3 separate regions of the Homo sapiens genome follow, and regions 1 and 2 are each linked to region 3. Evidence: read pairs that join two places in POLR2A ChIA-PET (ENCODE). Cell type or tissue: Caco-2. All regions are shown on one strand.

The links. Peaks named below come from ENCODE experiments on the same cell type or tissue, not always from the same donor. Only the 100,000 strongest peaks of a DNase experiment are listed, where the experiment ranks them.
Region 1: POLR2A ChIA-PET joins it to region 3 with 5 read pairs; 3 of 35 experiments call an interaction of 5 or more read pairs at or near these places.
Region 2: POLR2A ChIA-PET joins it to region 3 with 5 read pairs; 5 of 35 experiments call an interaction of 5 or more read pairs at or near these places.

The regions. Positions count from the first base shown.
Region 1 is chr3:49,237,324-49,241,323 of GRCh38, forward strand. IHO1 (interactor of HORMAD1 1) reads left to right here. Exons shown (of 8, transcript NM_001135197.2): 4 at 3,903-4,000. Among named protein-coding and RNA genes, the nearest start is that of MIR4271, 35 kb to the right of the region's middle. In Caco-2, no CTCF peak of the experiment used is centred here; a DNase peak (open chromatin) is centred at 1,568.
Region 2 is chr3:49,314,909-49,318,908 of GRCh38, forward strand. The region is part of intron 6 of USP4 (ubiquitin specific peptidase 4); the gene reads right to left. LOC124906236 (Sjoegren syndrome nuclear autoantigen 1 homolog) reads right to left here. Exons shown (of 2, transcript XM_047449404.1): 1 at 3,401-4,000; 2 at 1,744-2,570. The coding sequence starts at 2,557. The coding sequence ends at 2,174. Among named protein-coding and RNA genes, the nearest start is that of USP4, 23 kb to the right of the region's middle. RefSeq lists enhancers at 1,584-2,085, 2,086-2,585. In Caco-2, no CTCF peak of the experiment used is centred here; no DNase peak of the experiment used is centred here.
Region 3 is chr3:49,119,336-49,123,335 of GRCh38, forward strand. It overlaps USP19 (ubiquitin specific peptidase 19), which reads right to left and starts at 1,488. Exons shown (of 27, transcript NM_001199161.2): 1 at 1,421-1,488. It overlaps LAMB2 (laminin subunit beta 2), which reads right to left. Exons shown (of 32, transcript NM_002292.4): 26 at 3,797-4,000; 27 at 3,369-3,717; 28 at 2,828-3,035; 29 at 2,609-2,750; 30 at 2,349-2,525; 31 at 2,098-2,257; 32 at 1,779-2,027. The coding sequence ends at 1,891. RefSeq lists enhancers at 787-1,776, 1,777-2,765 and a silencer at 1,349-1,668. In Caco-2, no CTCF peak of the experiment used is centred here; a DNase peak (open chromatin) is centred at 1,596; H3K4me3 peaks cover 1,888 bases.

The sequences.
Region 1 (4,000 bases), 120 kb after region 3:
GAGATAGAGCATGACTCTGTCTCAAAACAAACAAACAAAACAAAAAAACCCGACAACCAATACTTAGTTTCTAGCCTTAAAAAAATTACTTATTCTGTTGGAATATGTTTTAGAATTGTACATCTGTAAGGATTACTCTCCTAAAGGGATTTGTGCTTGATTAGTGACTCATTTGACTTAATAGTCTGAAATGGCAACATTTATATTTGCGGTTTCTTCTATTACAAAGCAACGTAAAATAGTGTCAATTCCTTGACCAATCCTAGGGAGAGGCAAATATATATACATATATATTTGCCTAAGGCTAGTCATACTATTGTTTGTGAGAATTTATAAGTAAAAATAGTTTTCATAAAATAGAAATAAAATAACAAATTTTATTTTAGACAGACTTTTTTAAATAATAAACTTCATGTAATCTGTATACTTTAGTCAACTATACTACATTATGTCCTTGAAGAAGAAGGAGATGAGGATTCTGAGGCCTAGGTTAGTGAGTAAAGGCCAGAATGAGGAACAGAGTCTCTTGAATCCTTGATGTTTTGAGATTAACCTGTCTTTTCCTTTTTTTTTTTTTTTTTTTTTTTTTTTTTTTGAGACAGAGTCTTGCTCTGTCACCTGGGCCGAGGTCCAGTGGCATGATCTCAGTTCACTGACTGCAAACTTCGCCTTCCAGGTTCAAGTAATTCTCCTGTCTCAGCCTCCCTAGTAGCTGGGATTATAGGTGTGTGCCACCACACACGGCTGATTTTTGCGTTTTTAGTAGAGACAGTGTTTCTCCATGTTGGCGGGCTAGTCTTGAGCTCCTAACCTCAGATGATCTGCTCACCTCAGCTGCCCAAAGTGCTGGGATTACAGGTGTGAGCCACCATGCCCAGCCTGATTCTTTGAGATCAATCTGTGTTTTCTTGTGAGTCAAAAACATTTTGATTTTGGAGGCACCTATAACTAAATGTAGTTTTGTTTTGTTTTGTTTTGTTTTGTTTTTGAGACAGAGTTTTTCCCTCTGTCACCCAGGCTGTAGTGCAGTGGTGCTGTGGCAGGAATCAGAGGACCAGAGAGACCAAATGGATAAAACAGGAGGATTTTATTAAGGTGTGCACCGGCTCAGCGGATTCGCATCCAAAAGGCTGAGACCTGAACAGAAACAGGGCTTGACTTTTATACACATTTCTGAAAGGGGATTGGCCAGTTTGAATGGCGTGGAGGGAATTTGGTGGCATGAAGTGTATAGTGCAGGCAAGTGGGCATACAGAAGCAGAACAAAGGCAGTTAATCAAACAGTGACAGGTTTCATCATCCTAGCATAGCTCGTGACCTCGCAGCTGCATTGGAAGGAAAACAGGAACTTATCAAACTAAAGCAGGCTTTGCATCTGGTACATATCTTACTCAAGCTCGTCTTGTGACCTTGTCATGTTGCACAGAAGAGAAACAGGAATTGTAAAACTCTGTGAAGTAACCTTGAGTATCACTAAGGAAGGATTATCAAAGGGGAGGGGGAAGTTGGGAAAAGAGAAAAACCTGCTTTCCCACCCTCGCCTGGGAATGGGAGGAGAGGGGACTCTGGAGCACATTCCTTGAGGGCTCTGGTTTTGCACATAGTGTTATCAAAGCCCTGCCAGAGCTCTGCTGCCTATTGCTAGGTCTTGGAGTGAGTCAGCCCAGCAAGAGAAAACTTGTTTTTCTCTTTACATCTCCTGCTTCAGTGTGATCTCAGCTCACTGCAACCTCTGCCTCCTGGGTGCAAGCAATTATCATGCCTCAGCCTCCTGAGTGGCTGGGATTATAGGCGCCTGCCCCCATGCCCAGCTAATTTTTGTATTTTTAGTAGAGACAGGGTTTCACTGTGTTGGCTAGGCTGGTCTCAAACTCCTGACCTCAAGTGATCCACCTGCATTGGCCTCCCAAAGTGCTGGGATTACAGGTGTGAGCTACCATGCCTGGCCACACCAAGCTAATTTTTTTCTTTTTTTTTTTGAGAGGGAGCCTCACTGTTGCCAGACTGGAGTGCAGTGGCATGATCTCAGCTCACTACAACCTCTGCCTCCCGGGTTCAAGCGATTCTCCTGCCTCAGTCTCCTGAGTAGATGGGACTATGGGCGTGCACCACCACGCCCAGCTAATTTTTGTATTTTTAGTAGAGACAGGATTTCACCATGTCAGCCAGGATGGTCTCAATCTCCTGACCTCATGACCCACCTGCCTCAGCCTCCCAAAGTTCTGGGATTACAGGCGTGAGCCCCCGTGCCCAGCTGCACCAGCTAATTTTTATATTTTTTGTAGGGATGGGGTTTAGCCATGTTGCCCAGGCTGGTCTTGAACTCCTGGGCTCAAGGGATTTTTTTTTTTTTTTTGAGACGGAGTTTTGCTCTGGTTGCCCAGACTGGAGTGCAATGGTACGATCTCGGCTCACCACAACCTCTGCCTTCCAGGTTTAAGCAATTCTCCTGCCTCAGTCTCCTGAGTAGCTGGGATTACAGGCATGCGCACCACGCCTGGCTAATTTTGTATTTTTAGTAGAGACGGGGTTTCTCCATGTTGGTCAGGCTGTTCTTGAACTCCCCACCTCAGGTGATCTGCCCACTTCGGCCTCCCAAAGTGCTGGGATTATAGGCGTAAGCCACTGTGCCCAGCCTGGGCTCAAGTTTTATATATAAACTTACATGCATCAAATAGGGACTTAACAAATAAGATTAAGTTGGTGCTTTTTTTTCTTTTCTTTTCTTTTCTTTTCTTTTGAGACAGAGTCGCACTCTGTCACCCGGGCTAGAGTGCAGTGGCACGATCTTGGCTCACTGCAACCTCCTCTTCCCAGGTTCAAGAGATTCTCCTGCCTCAGCCTCCCGAGTAGCTGTGATTACAGGTGTGTGCCACCACGCCCAGCTAATTTTTGTTTTTGTTTTTGTTTCTGTTTTGAGACGGAGTTTCACTCTTGTCGCCCAGGCTGGAATGCAGTGGTGCAATCTTGGCTCACTGCAACCTCCTCCTTCTGTGTTAAAGCAATTCTCCTGCCTCAGCCTCCTGAGTAGTTGGGATTACAGGCGCCTGCCAGCATGCCCGGCTAATTTTTTGTATTTTAGTAGAGACAGGGTTTCGCCAAGTTGAGCAGGCTGGTCTCAAACTCCTGACCTCAGGTGATCCGCCCGCCTCGGCCTCCCAAAGTGCTGGGATTACAGGCATGAGCCACCACACCCGACCAATTTTTGTATTTCTAGTAGTGACGGGGTTTCATCACATTGGTCAGGTTGGTCTCAAACTCCTGACCTTGTGATCCACCCACCTCGGCCTCCCAAACAAAGTGTTGGGAGTACAGGGGTGAGCCACCATGCCCAGCCAGTCGGTGCTTTAAGTTAGTAAAGTATGCTCTGAAATAAGTATTTCAGTACAAAAATTGGTATCTAGTGATATGAAGGAATAAATGACCTCCCTGAATGTTTCAGAATTTTGCCAAAGAATGCAGAAAGTGGCTCACCATTTGTCAGCATGCCCACTGTCCAGTCCACATCAAACTTACCAATATGAGTTCAGTTCACTAGCAGCTGAGCAACAGCAATTTGAGTTAAAATTATGATTATGAAAACTTTAACACATCATGTCAGAAATAGCATAAATGGTTCTCTGTTCTTGCCTTTAAATTTATGCAATTGATTCTAAGCTATTTTGGTTGACATTTAAAATATCTCTGGGCTGGTAAGGCAAAAATCTATATTAATAAAAACAGTTGCTTTATTTTAAATATAATTTTCTGGTGTATACAAAGATAAAATGGAAATACTACTTGCTATGTTACGTTACAGCAATATGGTTTGCACTTAAATGTGACTCTGCATTGTACAGAAAATAGTGAATGCTATAAATATTTTTATGTGTGAAATGCTATATATTTTTTTCATTTAACAGGGTGAACCTAGCATTTTCACAAAGTACCAGACAAAGCCCCAGCTGTTCGGAGGAGATATAAAAGATGGAGGTTTATTTCCTCCTCCTTTGTCAGTTGG
Region 2 (4,000 bases), 200 kb after region 3:
AGATATCCAAGACCTGTCAATTTCTTAAACAGACAACATTTCAGGGTGATAGAAATTAAAGAAAAATTTTATTTGATGTTTAAAATGTTCTAGAAAATACTGCCAGTTTTCATAGTAAATTCAATCAAAAAGAAACCAAATTAAGGGCATATAAGGATACTTTTTATATGCTTGAAAATTAACACAGTAAGATTTAAAAAAAAAAAAACTCTATCCTTAGGCTGGGTGCAGTGGCTCATGCTTACAATCCCAGCACTTTGGGAGGCTGAACTTCTCTTTACAGAACAGAAAAAGCCAGGCATAGCAGCACGTGCCTGCAGTCCTAGCTACTCGGGAGGCTAAGCCGAGAGGATCCCTTGATCCCAGGAGTTTGAGGTTGCAGTGAACTATGATCATGCCATTGCATTCCAGTCTGGGCAACAAAGCAAGACCCTATCTATTAAAAAATACTCTATCTTTGACAGACAAGTCAGAAGCAAAACTTCTCTTCAGAAAATTTACTATAATCTGGGAAATGCTGAGCACTAGGGCAGGGACTTGTCTCCAGACCTTCAGGCAACTGTGGAACAAACCCTGGGCATTACAGGCTGGAATATAGGAAGCCAGGAGAAATGTCTGAATCTCAGGCATATATATTAGGTAAGCAAGATCTCACTCTGATTTGTGACTGGGTCTCATGCCACACTCTGAAAACAGACACTATGCCTCCAAACAAGGATACCTCTGCTCCTAAGAGACACTGTAGTCAAGCCTCTGGACTCCCAGGCACCTTTCTACTGGTAAGTCCTGCTCCCCAGGCATGTCACGTGATTATCAATTACAACTCAAACGTGTGCCTGATACCATGGTGGGACCCTGTAACATCCCTGTGCCCAGGCCCAAAGTGAGGCTCTGGACAAACCAGGCAAAGCCCATCCCTGCCCTCCTTAATCTACTGCACTCCACTTGCTTCTCAGATGTTCTCCAGACTGAATGCTGCTCTGAGGATGAATCTATCCTATCCTTTAAGACTAGGCCAGGCGTGGTGGCTCACGCCTGTAATCCCAGCACTTTGGGAGGCTGAGGTGGGCGGATCACATGAGGTTGGGAGTCCGAGACCAGTCTGACCAACACAGAGGAACCCCATCTCTACTAAAAATACAAAATTAGCCAGGCATGGTGGCACATGCCTGTAATTCCATCTACTCAGAGGCTGAGGCAGGAGAATCACTTGAACCCGGGAGGTGGAGGTTGCAGTGAGCCGAGATCGCGCCATTGCACTCCAGACTGGGAAATGAGAGCGAGACTTCATCTAAAAAAAATAAAATAAAGACTGACCTCAAGTATCCAGCGTCTGGTACCTGGAATTATAATTAAGATAATGATAAACTCTTTTAATTTAACTTTATTTATTTATTTTGAGAGTGTCTCACTCTGTCACCCAGGCTGGAGTGCAGTGGTCCAATCTCAGCTCACTGCAGACTTCACCTCCCCAGTTCAAGCAATTCTCATGCCTCAGCCTCCCCAGTTCAAGCAATTCTCATGCCTCAGCCTCCCGAGTAGCTGGAATTACAGGTGCATGCCACTATGCCTGGCTATTTTTTTATTTTTAGTAGAGACAGGGTTTTACCATGTTGGCCAGGCTAGTCTCGAACTCCTGGCCTCAAGTGATCTGCCCGCCTCAGCCTCCCAAAGTGCTAGAATTATAGGCGTAAGCCACCAAGCCCGGTTAACTTATTTTTCATTCATTCATTCAATCATTTATTTATTTTTACAAAGATAATCTTTATTGACAGTCACAGGCCACAGGGGTGAGCCCTGAGGTTTGGGTTCTGGGATGAAGGAGAACCCCTGCCCCCTGCCCTGGGCCTCTGCTGGCTGAGGGGACCTCCATGGTGCTCAGACTACAACCAGGACCTCCCTGGCAGCCCAGGAGTGTGGGTGCCGCAGAGACAGGCCCCTTGCAGAGCTGACCTAGAGCCCACCCTCCCCATAGCCTGTGTGAGCACAAAGCCAGGACCCACAGGCTGTGCCCCGGGCTTGTCACTGATGCCAGTGGAGGTTGGCAGCTGCCCCTCTTAGCACCTGAGACAGTGAAAGAAGGCAGCTGCTGCCATGAAGAAGACGCTCTGTGGACAGACTTGCTGGGGCTGAGTTGAGGGGCGCACAGAGGCAGGCCCTGCCCATGGTCTGGTCAGCTGTCCCTGCCACCACTACTTTTCTGGTCTGAGGCTGTAGCCTTGGTCAGGTTCCCAGCTTCCCTCTTCAGGACACTGAGCAAAGTCTGGGAGCTCTCCAGCATCTTGAGGTAGGTGGCCTCCGTCTCCGCGATGGTCTGGTAGAACTTACTGCAAGAGGCAATCTTGCGTGCCAGGTTCTCGTTGACGCGGGCCAGCTTCTCGTTGACGCAGGCCAGCTTCTCTGTCAGCTGCCTCACCTCATTCTGCAGCCGCTGTTTCTTGTCCTCCTCCTGCTGGATCTGCCAGCACAGCTCCTCCTGCTTCTGGCATAGCTCCTCTATGCATTTGACCAGCTTGTTGTCGTAGTTCTGCAGCGCCATGCCCTGCTGGGTCAACATCTCCTGGGGCCCCCTATTTTTTTTTTTGAGATGGAGTTTCACTCTTTTTTTGTTTTGTTTTGTTTTTTGTTTGTTTGTTTTTTTTTTTTTTTTGAGACAACAGTCTTACTCTGTTGCCCAGCCTGGAGTGCAGTGGCGTGATATCGGCTCACTGCATGCTCCGCCTCCTGGGTTCACATCATTCTCCTGCCTCAGCCTCCCGAGTAGCTGGGACTACAGGCGCCTGCCACCATGCCCGTGGTGTTTTTTTTTTTTTTTAAGTATTTTTAGTAGAGACGGGGTTTCACTGTGTTAGCCAGGATGGTCTCAATCTCCTGACCTCGTGATCCGCCCGCCTCGGCCTCCCAAAGTGCTGGGATTACAGGCATGAGCCACTGCGCCCAGCCTGAGATGGAGTTTCACTCTTGTTGCCCAGGCTGGAAAGCAATGGTGAAGTCTCAGCTCACTGCAACCTCTGCCTCCTGGGTTTAAGCGAGTCTCTTGCCTCAGGCTCCCAGGTAGCTGGGATTACAGGCACACGCCACCACGCCTGGCTAATTTTTGCATTTTTAGTAGAGACAGGGTTTCACCATGTTGGCCAGACTGGTCTTGAACTCCTGACCTTAGGTGATCCGCCCGCCTTGGCCTCCCAAAGTGCTGGGATTATAGGCATGAGCCACCGTGCCTGACCTAATTTTATTTTTTTAAGAGACAGGGTCACATTATGTTGCCTAGGATGGTCTCAAACTCCTGGGCTCAAGCAATCTTCCCACATCAGCCTCTCAAACTGCTGGGATTACAGGCATGAGCCACCAGTGCCCAGCTACAATAAACTCTTAACAGTCAGAATACTTGCTGCCTTACCAAAAGTCAAGCTGTGACTCCACACCAACACTGTGAACACCATCTGTAGGCAAAGGTGGCTTTCTTAACTTCAGGGACACCAATCTCTTCTGGCTCTGGGCTGGCAACCTTAAAGGGCCTTATAGACCTCAGGCAAGTGACGTTAAAGGGAAAGAGAGAAACAGATGGAAAGAGACAAAGCCAGGTCTACACAAACCCTTGAGAAACTAATATTAAGTTAGCTGGAGCAATTCACATGGAAGAGAAAACTCTGAAAATGCCCAGAATTTACAAGGTGGTCCTCATTAGTGAAAAAAAGACAATTAAATATAAACAACCGGCCAGGTGTGGTGGCTCACGCCTGTAATCCCAGCACTCTGGGACGCCAAGGCGGGTGGATCACCTGAGGCCAGGAGTTCGAGACCAGCCTGGCCAACGTGGTGAAATCCCATCTCTACTAAAAATACAAAAAATTAGCCGGGCGTGGTGGCACGAACCCGTAATCCCAGCTGCTCAGGAGGCTGAGGCAGGAGAATCGCTTGAACCTGAGAGGCAGAGGTTGCAGTGAGCCGAGATCGTGCCACTGCACTCCAGCCTGGGTGACAGAGCAAGACTCTGCCT
Region 3 (4,000 bases):
TACACCCAGGGCTCAGCAACACAGGACACTAATGCTACAGAGCTGTATCTTCTCATCTCTTAAGTACCCCTGGACACTCTCAGGATATTCTGAAGAGGTAATAAATAATGCAAGTAGCAGCAACCACTTCTGGCCAAGCCTCATAGATACCCACCATAACAGTCCCACACAGGTGAAAGCCTCACTGAGGGGGCACCAGGTCAAGGAAGTCATGGCCTGGGACCAGGCTACTCCACCAATCTGGAGAGGAGCCACGGCTCCAGCCCACAGGGCTGGCACTCCGAGCAGGGTGCTCACTTTTCCTTCACTCTCACTGGCTGCTTAGTCACCACTGGAGAAATAGAAGGTGGAGGAGGAAGGCAGGACAGGAGACAAGCCGCAGGAGAACCAGGCTCTGTGGCTGTAAACAGGCTCAACCCAGGTTCTACCATTGCCCAGAAAAAGTCCTGGGGCTAAGGCACTCCACCTGCCTCCTGCCAGCTCCCACCCTTGGCAAGAACCTGCTCCTATGTACTGCTTGGTCCTTCTTCATTTCAAGAGAAAGTCCTCTCCCCAGCTGCTGTCCCAAGCAGAAAGGGACTGAAAAGTGTATCTAGATGTCACGCTACCTCTTCAGCAGCAACCCTGCTCCAGTACTAAGGCAGGATGGGCATCCAGTTTGAGACTGGAACAGAAATTATCACCTTCCTTCCCAGATGCCTTCACTCATGAGCTCTGAGCCACAAGGACCACTACAGTTTCCCACAGACCCACCAGTGGATTCTGGACTGTTTCCTCCTCCAAAATGAAGGTCTTGAAACTAGATACTGAGATGAGGCTGGGGAGGACCACAGATCCAGGACTCCTGGCAGCCTCAAGCCTGGCCTGAACCAGTAGCAGGACAGATAATGACTAGTCTGTGTTCCCCTAAGTGTGTAAAGGAGGAAGGAGGGATGGCAGGATACCCTTCTACAGGTCAGATGTGGTACTGGTGGGCTGGATCTTTAATGACACCTGCCACCGGCGCCTCCTTCTTGCACCCAGGCCCCAGCCGAAGGTCGCGTCCCTCCCCCATGCCCCAGGGACGTCGAGGCGGGTAAGGGGCTGTTTAGAGACCCGAGCCGGCCTGAAATGGCAGCGCGGGGTTACTGACCACAGATCAGCGCCCCGGTCGAGCTGCGACCCAGCTTCAGCCTCTGAACCCCGAGCCCGCCACCACCTCTCCCACGAAGTTGCCCTCGCTGGCCGCCAGTCCTCTCCCAGGTGGGAGGCTGGCCACAGGCATAGCGTAACGGCCCTGCCGGCATCAGTGGGCTGGCACGCTGCGGGGCACTAGGGGTAGGGACTGGCACGGCCCGTGACCTTGAACAGGCCGCCGCGGCCGCGCGTTGCGGCCTCCCCGCTGCGGCCAAGCCAGCGAGTTGCAGCCTGCTCCACTCACCGAGCGAGACCGCCGCAGCCAGCCCTCTTCGGGCCCTGGCAACCCGCTCTCCGTTCCGGTTCCGGCGCAGGTCGGTTCCGGTTCCGGCGCGCCCCTCCCCCGTCCCGGCGCCGCCGCCACCGCCTTAGCGGCTTGTTTTGTTTCGACTTCTAGCTAAGGCCGAGGGAGGCGGAGCGCCAAGCTGGTGACGCACTTCCGGCGGGAATGGGCTCGGAGCGACCCGCAGCTCCGGGGCGGGCCCGAGCGGAAGGAGGCGGTGCTCGGGTGGCTTAGCGGTGCATGGGTTCTGCTGGGGGCAACCTCGAGGTTCCCCTGGAGACTCCCCCGCCCGCCCCAAATCAGAGTCCAGACAACACAGTGGGGGTTCACACTGGTTTATTGGGGGCCCTGCCGGGCCAAGAGCTCTTCAGTGCATAGGCAGACATGCATGTGGGGCAGTGCTAGGAACTGGGGTAGGCCTTGGGCAGGGGTCACTGGCAGGTGTTGTAGATCTGCACCTGCAAGTTGATGGCTTGAAGCACGCTGCGCATCCTGGCCTCCAACCCGTCCAACTGGGCTGCCTTACTCTCCAGTGCCCGCTCATTTTCCTCATAGGTGCCTTCCAATTCTAGGAAGGGCAGGTGTCAGTTTAGGGGGGGTTTCCCGCAGTCTTGTGTCTCTGGTGCCCCATTTCTTACCCTGTAGCCGCTGCAGCTTGTCCTGAGCGGCTTGCAACAGGTCCCGAGCCTCATCCCGCAGTTGTTCTGCCCTTGCCTGTGCAGCCAGCACACCTTGGGCCTTGCGCTCAGCTAGGGCCTTCACCGTCTGGTACTGATCACCCAGAGGACCGCGTAGCAGCTGCAGATGTAGAGGGTTAGGTTAGCGTGGTAGCTCAGTGGAGGCCCATCTTCCACCCCTACCTTCTCCAGCTGGCTCTGCCTCAACCCACCTGCTCAGCCTCCTGGGCACGACCCTGGGCACTGCCTGCCGTTTCTTCTGCTGTAGAGGCTGCCAGACTATTTCCTGCCCGTTTCAATTTCAGAGCCTCCAGGAGAGCATCCAACTGCCGAGCCCTTTCACCTGCAGAGCTCAGTGCCCGCTCTGCACCTGCCATCCTCTCCTGTACCTGCCATGGGTGAGCCAAAGGTTACACAGATCTACGGTTCATGCCCATAACCTTGTCCCACTGATGTCCTAGGAAGACCTCACCTGGTACAGGGTCTGCTCTGTGTCCCGTGTGTCAGCCACTGCCCCCCGGATGGCACCCTGGGCAATACCCTGTGCCCGCTGGGCCTCCTCCAGTGCTGCCTGTACTGTCTCTGCCTTCTGTTTCTCATCCTCAGCCCAGCTCCTGGGGAGAAGGGGGAATCAGAACCTGGAGGTATCAAAACCAGGTGTCAGGGATAGGGGCCAGGGATGGGGTCAGACCTTGCCCGCCGTGCATCCTGCAGTAGCTGCTCGGCACGACGCACATCTCCTACAGTACGTGCCAGGATCGCATCCACATCTGCCAGGCTCCGGACTCGCTCTGCAATCGCACCCGCCAGGTGCTGGATCTGCTCAGCTGAAGCTGGGATGGAGAGCTCTAGCACCCGTGTGGCCACCATTTCAATGCTATCAGGATCAGCCCCCTCCTCTATAGGGACACAGCAAGAACTTAAGAACATAGATTCTCCAGCATGGGCATGAGGATACAGTTTTGGGGTATGGACTCAGGACATGTACATGGGATAGGGGTTTGTTACCAGGCATAAGGATATAATCACAAGGACAGGGACTATACAAGGGGCTCAGACTCAAGAACATGGACCTGGGACCACATATGGGCAATAACTCAGGAGCCAGTCAAGGGATCATAAACACTAATCCAGTGTAGTCCCTGAGGCTCAAGTATGAACCAAGGGAGATACAGACACCGGGAGTTGCCAAAGGGGACAACCACATGGCCTGGGACACGTGGGAGGCTCACGGTTGAGGAAGTCCTTCACACTCTGGATAAGTTCTTGAAGTTCCTGGTTGGCCTGTTCCACCTGTCCCCTGGAAGCATTAGCCTTGTCCAGGGCTGCCTGGGCCCGCTGCTGTGCCTCGCTTGCCTGCCGACGAGTCTCAGCCACTCTGCTGAGGATGCTACCACCTTCTGCCAGTGCCCGCTGCAGCTCTGCCTGTGTGTGCCGGGCCCGGCCCAGTGCTAGGTCTGCTGTAGCCGCTGCCCCATTGCAGCTGAGGCCCCCACAGCGCGGCTGCCCATCCTCATCTCGACAGCCGGCACCCCCACAAGGGCTTGTAGCACAGGGTGCATCCCCTGGTGCCCCACACACCTGCCAGGCACAGAACAAGTCAGGGCCCTGTGAGAGGAACATCTACACCCACCTGCCCCACCCAACACTTCAACCTCACCAGCTCATTTATGTCTGTCAGGCTCAGGGTGTGGGTATGGGCAGAGAGCTTGCCAAGTGCCCGCTGGTTGGCCATGTGTTTGCTGTTGAAGTCCTCCTTCTGAGCATCCATCAGTGCCTCTGTCCGATGCCGAGCACTTGCCGAGTTGCTCACAGGGCTAGGTACTGCCAGGGCTGAGGTATTGGCACGACGTTCTGCCTCTGC